Regions from separate parts of the Homo sapiens genome. Here region 1 is linked to region 2. Evidence: read pairs that join two places in POLR2A ChIA-PET (ENCODE). Cell type or tissue: endothelial cell of umbilical vein. All regions are shown on one strand.

Region 1 (5,000 bases), 150 kb after region 2:
AGGCTCTCCCAACAGCCCCACCTACCTCGGGAGGAGGCATCACCCAGAAAGGTGAGATCTTGGACTCGGGGCCTGGGTTGCCAGAATAGTAAGGGGCTGGCGGGAGAGAGGGAGAGGGGTTGGCCCTGGGAGGCTCGGCTGGCCCAGCATCCCCCCTCCTTGCTCCCCCCACAGCCCCATCCCGCGTACAGCAGAGCAGGGCGAGGCAGGGCTGGAAGCCATTGCTGGAGCCCTGCAGCCGCAGCTGGTAGTCCATCTGTGCGTCGATGTCCTGCAGAGATGGCAGCGCCGGGCTGTGTGGGTGGCTGTGGTACCAGCCCACCAGGGACAGGCCCCGCAGGAACAGGCTCTGGTAGATCTGGGGACAGAGGCGCAGCTCAGCGGGCACAGGGGCCTGAACGGCTCTAGTGAGCTTATGTGGCTGGCCAGCCCTGAACGAATTCCTGCTGTGTATCAGGCCTGGGGACACAGTGATGACCAAGACAGGCCCTGCCCCCACCGCCACTGAGTCCAGTGGGAGCTGGAGAGACAGCCAACAAGGACCTCTTTTAATATAAAAGATGCACCCTGCCACAAAGCCAGGACACCAAAGTCATTTTGTTCACTGCTGTAGCCCAGCTTACAGAATAATGGTCGCCACACAGTAAGCACTCAACAAACAGTTAAAACTAGGCTGGGAGCAGTGGCTCACGCCTATAATCCCAGTGCTTTGGGAGGCTGAGGCAGGCAGATCACTTGAGGTCACGAGTTCAAGACTAGCCTGGCCAACATGGAGAAACCCCCTTCTCTACTAAAAATACAAAAATTAGCCAGGTGTGGTGGCGTGTGTCTGTACTCCCATCTACTATGGAGGCTGAGGCAGGAGGATGTTGAACCTGGGCAGCTGATGCTGCAGTGAGCCATGATTATGCCACTGCAGTCCAGCCTGGGCAACAGAGCAAGATCGTGTCTCAAAGAAAAGGAAAAAAAAAAAAGAATAGCAACTGGCACTTATGAGTAGTGTTTAATAGATGAGGCCTGGCACTGAGCATTCAATATTAGCAGCCCTTCACTTTTTATGTTCTTAGATATAGGGTCTTGCTCTGTCACCCAGGCTGGAACACAGTGGCGCCATCTCAGCTCACTGAAGCCTCAACCTCCTGGACTCAATCCATCCTCCTGCCTCAGCCTCTCAAATAGATGGGACTACAGGTGCGTACCACCATGTCTGGCTAATTTTTTTTATCTTTTGTAGAGACGGGGTCTTGCTGTGGCCCCAGGCTGGTGTTGAACTCCAGCAAACCTCCTGCCTCGGCCTCCCTAAGTGCTGGGATTCCAGGTGTGAACCCCCGGTGCCTGGATCTGATGGCCTTTCATTGAAGCCGCTCATTTTACAGACAAGGAAACCAAGGCTCTGAGAGGGGAGGGGGCTGGCGAGGTTTCAGCACCAGGGCTAGGAGATCCAAAAGCAGTGCTCTTAGGCTGGGCGCGGTGGCTCACACCTGTAATCCCAGCACTTTGGGAGGCTGACGCGGGTGGATCACGAGGTCAGGAGTTTGAAACCAGCCTGGCCAACATGGTGAAACCCTGTCTCAACTAAAAATACAAAAATTAGCTGGAGATGGTGGCGCACACCTGTAATCCTAGGTATTCAGGAGGCAGAGGCAGGAGAATCACTTGAATCCGGAAGGTGGAGGTTGCAGTGAGCCAAGATCGCGCCCTGCACTCCATCCTGGGCGACAGAGCGAGAATGTCTCAAGAAAAAAAAAAAAAAGGCCGGGCGCAGTGGCTCACACCTGTAATCCCAGCACTTTGGGAGACCGAGGTGGGCAGATCACGAGGTCAAGAGATCGAGACCATCCTGACCAGGCACGGTGGCTCACCCCTGTAATCCCAACACTTTGGGAGGCTGAGGTGGGCGGATCACGAGGTAAAGAGATCAAGACCATCCTGACCAACATGGTGAAACCCTGTCTCTACTAAAAATACAAAAAATTAGCTGGGCACGGTGGCTCACGCCTGTAATCCCAGCACTTTGGGAGGCTGAGGCGGGCAGATCACGAGGTCAGGGGATCGAGACCATCCTGGCTAACGCGGTGAAACCCCGTCTCTACTAAAAACACAAAAAATTAGCTGGGCGTGGTGGCAGGCACCTGTAGTCCCAGCTATTCAGGAGGCTGAGGCAGGAGAATGGCGTGAACCCGGGAGGCGGAGCTTGCAGGGAGCTGAGATCGCACCACTGCACTCTAGCCTGGGTGACAGAGCGAGACTCCGTCTCAAAAAAAAAAAAAAAAAGCAGTGTTCTTCACCCTTCACCATGGGGTCCCAAGCACACAGACGGGCATGCTCACCTGCACGGTTGCTGGGTGATGACACTGCCAGCCACTGGGCAGTCGCCAGGACAGCTATGTCCCTTCCCAACCCTCCCCAGAATGCCACCTCCCAGGTAGCCCCTCACCTCCTCTTCGATGGCAGCTGCAGTCTCTGCGTCCCCGAGCCGGCTCCGACAAGGGAAGGCTCTGAGCACCGTCAGCACTGTGGGGAGGGGCAGCTGTGACCCCGTGACCCCGGTCCTCCAACGCCCCCGCCCACCTGGCCCTGGATACCCACTCTGGCTGTTGACGTCCCAGCGGCCCCCCAGGTAACCCACGACCTCACTCCGTGTCAGGTGACTGTGGAAGTCCTGGGGAAGGGAGGAACAGCAAAAGACTGGCTCAGGCTGTGGCCCTGCCCCAACACTGGAGCCAGCCTGTGCCCTCATTCTCTTTGAGACTCAGTCTTGCTCTGTCGCCCAGGCTGGAGGGCAGTGGCACGATCTTGGCTCACCGCAACCTCCGCCTCCCCAGTTCAAGCCATTCTCCTGTCTCAGCCTCTCAGGTAGCTGGGATTAGAGGCGTGCACCACCATGCCCAGCTAATTTTTGTATATTTAGTAGAGACAGGGTTTCAGTGTTACCCAGGCTTGTCTCGAACTCCTGAGTTCAGGTGACCCGCTGCCTCAGCTTCCCAAAGTGCTGGGATTATAGGTGTGAGCCACTGGGCCTGGCCACGCACCCTCCTTCATACATTTATTGAGCACCCACAGTGTACCAGTAGCAAACAAAGCAGACAAGGCCCCAGCTCTCATGGAGCTGATACGCAGGGGAGCCCCGCCCGCTGCCCACCGACTGGGCTCCGGAGCCCCTTGCCCCTAGACAGGGTGGGCCACACACCAGCAGGAACAGCACGTTGCTAGAAACAGCCACGTTGAACGGCTGGAACTTGTTGATGGCTGCAAAGGATGTTACTTCCACCAGGGTGTGGGGGTTCCTGTAGGGGCCAGGAGGGTCGCACAGTCTCAGGAATCCCCAGGCTCTTCCCTCGCCCCCACACTGACTCCCCCAACCCCACAGCTCTGAGGATCTGAGGCTCTGTCCCACCCCCCACCCCTGCCCTTGCTACCCCAAGACCAGCAAGAGATCCAGGTGAGCTGGGGCAGGGGCAGAACTTGGGGTGAGTCTGACCTGGCCAAGTCGCGGCTGCCCAGCATGCAGTAGCGGACCGGAACCCGGATCTTGCTGTCCACCCGCTTCCCTGGGGTTGTGGCCTCTGGGAGAGAAAAAGGCAGGGTCAGTCCCTCCCCAGCCCAAGTTAGAACAAATTAGGTGGCCACTGGGTGTGGTGGTGCATGCCTATAATCCCAGTGCTGAAGCAGGAGGATCGCTTGAGCATGGGAGGTTGAGGCTGCAGGGAGCTGTGATCACACCACTGCACTCCAGCCTGAGTTACAGAGTGAGACTCTTATTTACAAAGAAGAAATTTTTTTTCACTGGGAAGCTGAGGTGAGAGGATTGCTCAAGTCCAGGAGTTCAAGACCAGCCTGGGCAAGATGATGAGATCTCGTCTCTGAAAAAAAATACAAAAATTAGCCGGGTGTGGTGGTGCACACCTGTGGTCCCAGTTACTCAAGAGGCTGAGGTGAGAGCATCACTTGAACCCAGGAGGTTGAGGCTGCAGTTAGCCATGATTGCACCACTGTACTCTGCCCTGGGGGACAGAGCAAAACCCTGTCTCAAAAAAACAAAAAAACAGGTACAGTGGCTCACGCCTGTAATCCCAACACTTTGGGAGGCCGAGGCAGGTGGATCACCTGAGGTCAGGAGTTCAAGACCAGCCTGGACAACATTGTGAAACTCCATCTCTACTAAAAATACAAAAGTTAGCCAGGCGTGGCGGCTGGCGCCTATAGTCCCAGCTATTTGGGAGGCTGAGGCAGGAGAATCGCTTGAACCCGGGAGGCAGAGGTTGCAGTGAGCCGAGATTGAGCCACTGCATTCCAGCCTGGGCGACAGAGGGAGACTCCATCACCAAAAAATAAATAAATATATAAAATAAAATAAAATCCAGCATTTGAGCTTAAGAAGTCAAGGCAGTGAGTAAAACTGGGCAGTGGGACTGTCTTCAGCCCAGGCCTCGTCCGGCTCCAGACTTAGGGCCCAGCTGACTCTCCATGTCTCCATCTTGGGGGCCCTAGGAGAAGATCAAGGCCCAACCTCTCCCCAGTCTCCTCCCCAACCCGAGCTGTATCCGCCCCTGTCCTGCCTCCCCTCCCCACGCCTCTCACCCGGGTGGGCAGGCTCTGAAGGGCTCTTCCCCAGTGGTCTCCGACTCTTGTCCTCTGCTGAGACCCCTGCCAGAACGTCCTCCTCCTCCTCTTCCATCAGCAACTCCTCCTCCTCCCCTTCACTGGCTGGGCTCTGCAGGGGTTAGGGGTCAGGGACAGCGGTGGGACCCTCAGCTGGGTGCCCCCCCGCTCCCTGCTAAATCCCACCCCAGCCCTTTGGCCTAAGCCGTAAGTGCCATTGCCCCACATGACCACTAGAGGGAGGGAGGGAGCAGAGAAGGCCTTAAGCTAAGACCTCACATTTTTTTTTATTTATTTGTAATTTATTTTTTATTTATTTATTTTTGAGACGGAGTCTCTCTCTGTCGCCCAGTCTGGAGTGCAGTGGTGTGATTTCGGCTCACTGCAACTTCTGCCTC
Region 2 (5,000 bases):
AACAGGGGAGCTACTTCGTTCGTTTAGGTGACCTGGGTCCCAGCTTCCGCCAGCGGGCATTTGAACACGCGGTGAGCCACCTGCAGCACGGCCAGTTCCAAGCCAGGGACACTCTGGCCCAGCTCCAGGACTGCTTCAGGCTGGTAAGAGCTTCCCCCTGCTGCTGCCCCGTCCCCAGGGCACTTCTTAGAACCCCTGCCCAGGACTCACCCAGCTGCAGATACTGACTGAGCACCTAGGAGATGATGCTGTCAGCGTCACCAATGGTCATGGCTCTGTACTCATGGGGCTTGCCTCCTGGCAAGGGGGACGGAGCTAGATCAGATCCTTAAAGACAGCGGGTAGGCTGGGTGCGGTGGCTCACGCCTGTAACCCCAGCAATTTGGGAGGCCGAGGCGGGTGGGTCACTTGAGGTCAGGAGTTCGAGACCAGCCTGACCAACACAGAGAAACCCCGTCTCTACTAAAAATACAAAAATTGGCTGGGAGTGGTGGCAGGCGCCTGTAATCCCAGCTACTTGGGAGGCTGAGGCAGGAGAATCTGGGAGGCGAGGTTGAACCCGGGAGGCGGAGGTTGCAGTGAGCCAAGATGGTGCCACTGCACTCCAGCCTGGGCGACAGAGCAAGACTCTGTCTCAAAAAAATAAAGACGGTGGGGACACAAAGACAGCAAAACAATCTGTGTGCAGAGGGGGATGTGGGCTGGGCAGGAAGGCCGTCCCTCTGGGCCCTGTCCTGACCGATGGGGAGACAGCTCTGCAAAGCCCCCAAAAGCAGGGACAGGACAGCAAGCTACCGGGGAGCAAGCTGGGTGTGTTCGGGGAATGGAAAGGCGGCGCTGTGGCTGGGTAAAGTGAAGCCAGGATGGGATCCAGGGAGCCCGCAGGGCCTGGGGCTGCAACGCACGCAGGAAAGGACCCAACGCAACATGACTCGGATGCATCCAGGGGTCATGCACCCTGGCCAGAGTCGTCCACCCCTCCCACTGGCCCCGCTCTCTTCCTCTGGCCTAGGTTCTCCCCTTTGGCAATGTGGACGTTGGGGCCGGATCGTGCTCTGGGGTGGGATCATCCTGGTCCCTGCAGGGAGCTGAGCAGCGTCCCTGGCCTCCAGTCTCCCCGTCCCCAGTCCTGAGGGCCAACATTTCCTCTAGAAGCTGTTGTGCAGCCCGGGAGGCAGAAATCTCACAGGACTGCTCTAGGGGTTTATGTTTTGGAGACAGTGAGACAGGGTCTTGCTCTGCCACCCAGGCTGGACTACAGTGGCTTGATCATGGCCCACTGCAGCTTCAACCTACTGGGGTCAAGAGATCCTCCCACCTCAGCCTCCCAAGCAGCTGGACAACTGGCATGCACCACCACGCCCAGCTTAGTATTTGTTGTTGTATTTTTAGTAGAGATTAGATTTTGCTATGTTGCCCAGGCTGGTCTTAAACTCCTGGGTTCAAGTGATCCTCCTGCCTCAGCCTCTGGGTGCACACTACCAAACCTGGTTAAATTTTTTGTAGAGATGGGGCCTCCCTATGTAGCCCAGGCTGGTCTTGAGCTTCTGCGCTCCCGCGATCCTCTTGCCTTGGCCTCCCAAAGTGCTGGGATGACAGGCGTGAGCCACCGTGCCCAGCAGTCACAGGTTTTACATGTTGGTGGACAGCAGTCCCACCCCGGCGGGCCGTGAGAAACCTTGAGATGCCGCCCTCGGTCAGGATTCCTGGCGTGCAGCCTAGGCCACTGTGTTTTCCATCAACATCCGGGGTTTGTGACAAGCCGCAGTTTGAGGGTCTAACCCAGGGTTCTCAGTGTGGATGACCTGCCTCCAGGGGACACTAGTCCATGTCTGGGGACATCTGTGGTTGTCACAACTGGGGGAAGCCCCTGGTGGAGAGTAGGGACACTGCTCAGCACCCTGCAGTGCCCAGGGTGGCCCCACCCCAGAGAACCATCTAGCCCCCGTGTCCACAGTGCCAAGGGCAAGTCTGTCCTAGGGACCCTCAGGACACCTCATGTCACTGTGGCCACCCCCAGATGCACAGTCGCTGCCGTGCCTCTGGCACGCGGTACAATGGCGCAGTTGGAAGGCGTTCCTGTAAACGCCATGGAGGAATGAAGGAATGGGCCCACCCTCGCAGCACGCTGCAAGCGGCTGATCACAAAGCATTTTCCCACCTTTGAATCCTCACAGCAAAGTAGCCTGGGCCAGAACTCAGCCCAGGCACTCTTCAGAAGGGGAGAAGGAGGCCACAGGAAGAGAAGAGCTTTGCTCAGGGCCACACGTGAAGGATGCTGGGCTGGGAAATGGGATGTGGTGTGTGACTCATCATGTCTCACTTGTTCCTTTAAGTGCTACTGAAGACCCTGGATATCCAGGCCTGCCCTTGGGGGGTGGGGGGCGCCATGGTTGGGGAAGACAATTCACAGATGAATATATAGGGCGTCGCGTTGGATGATGCTTGGAAAATGGAACATGTACCAGGATAAGGAAGTGGCTGTGCTGGGGCTGGTCACCCTGAAGAGGGGACACTTGAAGTCAGGTCTAAATGACAGAGAGGGAGTGCGTCAGAATGGGCAGGAGTGTGATCTGAGCGGAGGGCACGGCCCGTGCAAAGGCCCTGGGGCAGGACTGTCCCGGCATGTTGGAGGAATAGGAAGGAGGCCTGGGAGGCTGGAGCCGAGTGAGGAGGGGATGGGGCAGGTTGGGCCGGACCTGGGCTTCGACCCCAAGGGAGTTGGGAGCCCTGGAGGGCTCTGGGCAGAGGAGCGGCCTGATCCAAGGTGGGTTTCATTTAAAAGGATCACTCTGATGGGGGAGGTCAGGCCACCGGGTGGGGGCGAGGGCCAGAGGAGACAGTGGGACGTAAACCCAGGCAAGTGCTGCCGGGCCTCAGGAGTCACGCTGTGGTGGTGAGAAGTAGCTGGGCTCTGGGTGTTTCGAAGTCAGAGCTGCCCGGGTCCGATGTGGGAGGTGAGAGAAGACCCCAAGAGACCCCTGAGGCTTGTAACCTGAGCAGACAAGGAGAGCAGGGGGGCTGAGGGGAGGCCGGGCGGGTTGCAGAGTGGATATTAGGAGCCTGGCCTTGGACAGGGTGAGGGGAGATGCCTGGTGGGCACCGAGGGGACGCGTCTGCATATGCAGCTGGCTTCAGGTCTCCAGCACTGGCGCGGCGAGGGCTGGGAGGGCGACAGCAGTCTGGAGTCGATATTTTGACGGCGTGCCGCATCCCTACCAGCCATTGAGATGATGAGGAAGATGGGGCCCTGTGGACAGGGTGGGGCGTGGGTGCCACGTGCTGGGGACACAGCAACAACGAGGACAGAGTCCTGAGTGTTCCCCTGCCAGGGGCGGATAAACACCAAGTCAATGAACACCAAAGCCGCACGCTGTGCTCCCGAGGAGAGGGGCAGATGTGACGGGAGGGACTGGGGCTGCCACACCATGGGCCAGGAAGGTCTCACCAAGGGTCACCTGGAGCTGAGGCCGAACGCGGACCTTGTGAAGGGCCCGGGAAGCAGGCTCCCGGCTGAGTGGGCAGTGTGTGCAAAGGCCCTGGGGCAGAAGCCTGCTGGAGTGGCCGGAGGGCAGAATGGAGCCAGTGTGGCCTCAGTGGAGACAGCAGTGGGGTGCCATGGGAGATGAGGCCAGAGGTGTCCCAGGGGCCAGCCCACCAAGGCCATGGTGAGGAGCTGGGTTTTATCTTAAGGGTACTGGGCAGCCACAGGTTTAGGGGTGAGGAGTGACACGACCCCACAGACACTGTGTTACGTGCACTCCCTGATGACCTCATGGGGAAGTTTGAACTATTGCCTCTTTCTGCAAGACAACACGCCCACTGTGGTACAACTGACTTGGAACTCGTGGCCTTTCTCCCAGGACTGTGAATGTGCCCAGGTCCCTGGGGGAGGGGGAGGTGGGGGTTGTGAAAGGTCATTTGCCAAGAAGCCATCATTTCCCCACTGTACTCTCTCTCCAGATTGAAAAGGCCCAGCAGGCTCCAGAAGGGCAGCCACGTCTGGACCAGGGCTCAGGTGCCAGTGCGGAGGACGCTGCTGTCCAGGAGGTGGGTCTGGCACAGGGCTAGGGTCCCCCCACCCCGCCCATGGGTCTCCACTCACCTTGCGCCTTCCTCCCACAGGAGCGGGATGCCGGGGTTCTGTCCAGGGTCTGCGGCCTTCTCCGGCAGCTGCACACGGCCTACAGTGGCCTGGTCTCCAGCCTCCAGGGCCTGCCCGCCGAGCTCCAGCAGCCAGTGGGGCGGGCGCGGCACAGCCTCTGTGAGCTCTATGGCATCGTGGCCTCAGCTGGCTCTGTAGAGGAGCTGCCCGCAGAGCGGCTGGTGCAGAGCCGCGAGGGTGTGCACCAGGCTTGGCAGGGGTTAGAGCAGCTGCTGGAGGGCCTACAGCACAATCCCCCGCTCAGCTGGCTGGTAGGGCCCTTCGCCTTGCCCGCTGGCGGGCAGTAGCTGTAGGAGCCTGCAGGCCCGGCGCGGGGTCGCCCTGCTCTGTCCAGGGAGGAGCTGCCTCAGAACTTTCTCCCCGCCCCCAAACCTGGATCGGTTCCCTAAAGCCCTAGACCTTTGGGGCTGCAGCTGGCTGAGCGCCGAGGGGCTGCGGAGGCAGTGACCTTCTTAACTGAGCCACCCCACGCCCTGCTCCGGGCCTGCCTGCATCTCCCACCTCCTCCCCAGCGCTGCCTGCCCCTCTCGGAGCCTGGGGTCACTCAGACCACCAGCCAAGAGCCTTCCCTTGAAGTCCCCAAGCAAGCACTGCAATTAGGAAAGAGAAAAAGCAGCGTGCCCAGCCTGGAAGGGCATCTGTTTGCCCCGCTAGCAACCCTTTTATATCTAGCAGGGCTCTTCCAGTCCTGCAGCACGGGCCCCCAGCTATCAGCGGTGCAGGCAGTGCTGTGGCATCCCAGGCTCCGGGCAGCTCCGTTCTCATGCTGAAAGTGGGTCTCCGGCCTTAGCACACACACCTTGAGGGTCTTAAGAACCACATTCCCTCATAGTAG

What was found. Peaks named below come from ENCODE experiments on the same cell type or tissue, not always from the same donor. Only the 100,000 strongest peaks of a DNase experiment are listed, where the experiment ranks them.
Region 1: POLR2A ChIA-PET joins it to region 2 with 5 read pairs; 3 of 35 experiments call an interaction of 5 or more read pairs at or near these places.

What each region holds. Positions count from the first base shown.
Region 1 is chr19:4,352,611-4,357,610 of GRCh38, reverse strand. MPND (MPN domain containing) reads right to left here. Exons shown (of 13, transcript NM_001300862.2): 4 at 4,582-4,714; 5 at 3,482-3,566; 6 at 3,191-3,287; 7 at 2,590-2,662; 8 at 2,438-2,514; 9 at 190-358; 10 at 26-96. Among named protein-coding and RNA genes, the nearest start is that of MPND, 12 kb to the right of the region's middle. In endothelial cell of umbilical vein, a CTCF peak has its summit at 4,823 (motif pointing right); a DNase peak (open chromatin) is centred at 4,850.
Region 2 is chr19:4,503,911-4,508,910 of GRCh38, reverse strand. PLIN4 (perilipin 4) reads left to right here. Exons shown (of 8, transcript NM_001367868.2): 6 at 1-143; 7 at 3,964-4,050; 8 at 4,126-5,000. The coding sequence ends at 4,452. Among named protein-coding and RNA genes, the nearest start is that of PLIN4, 12 kb to the left of the region's middle. In endothelial cell of umbilical vein, no CTCF peak of the experiment used is centred here; a DNase peak (open chromatin) is centred at 2,300; H3K27ac peaks cover 623 bases.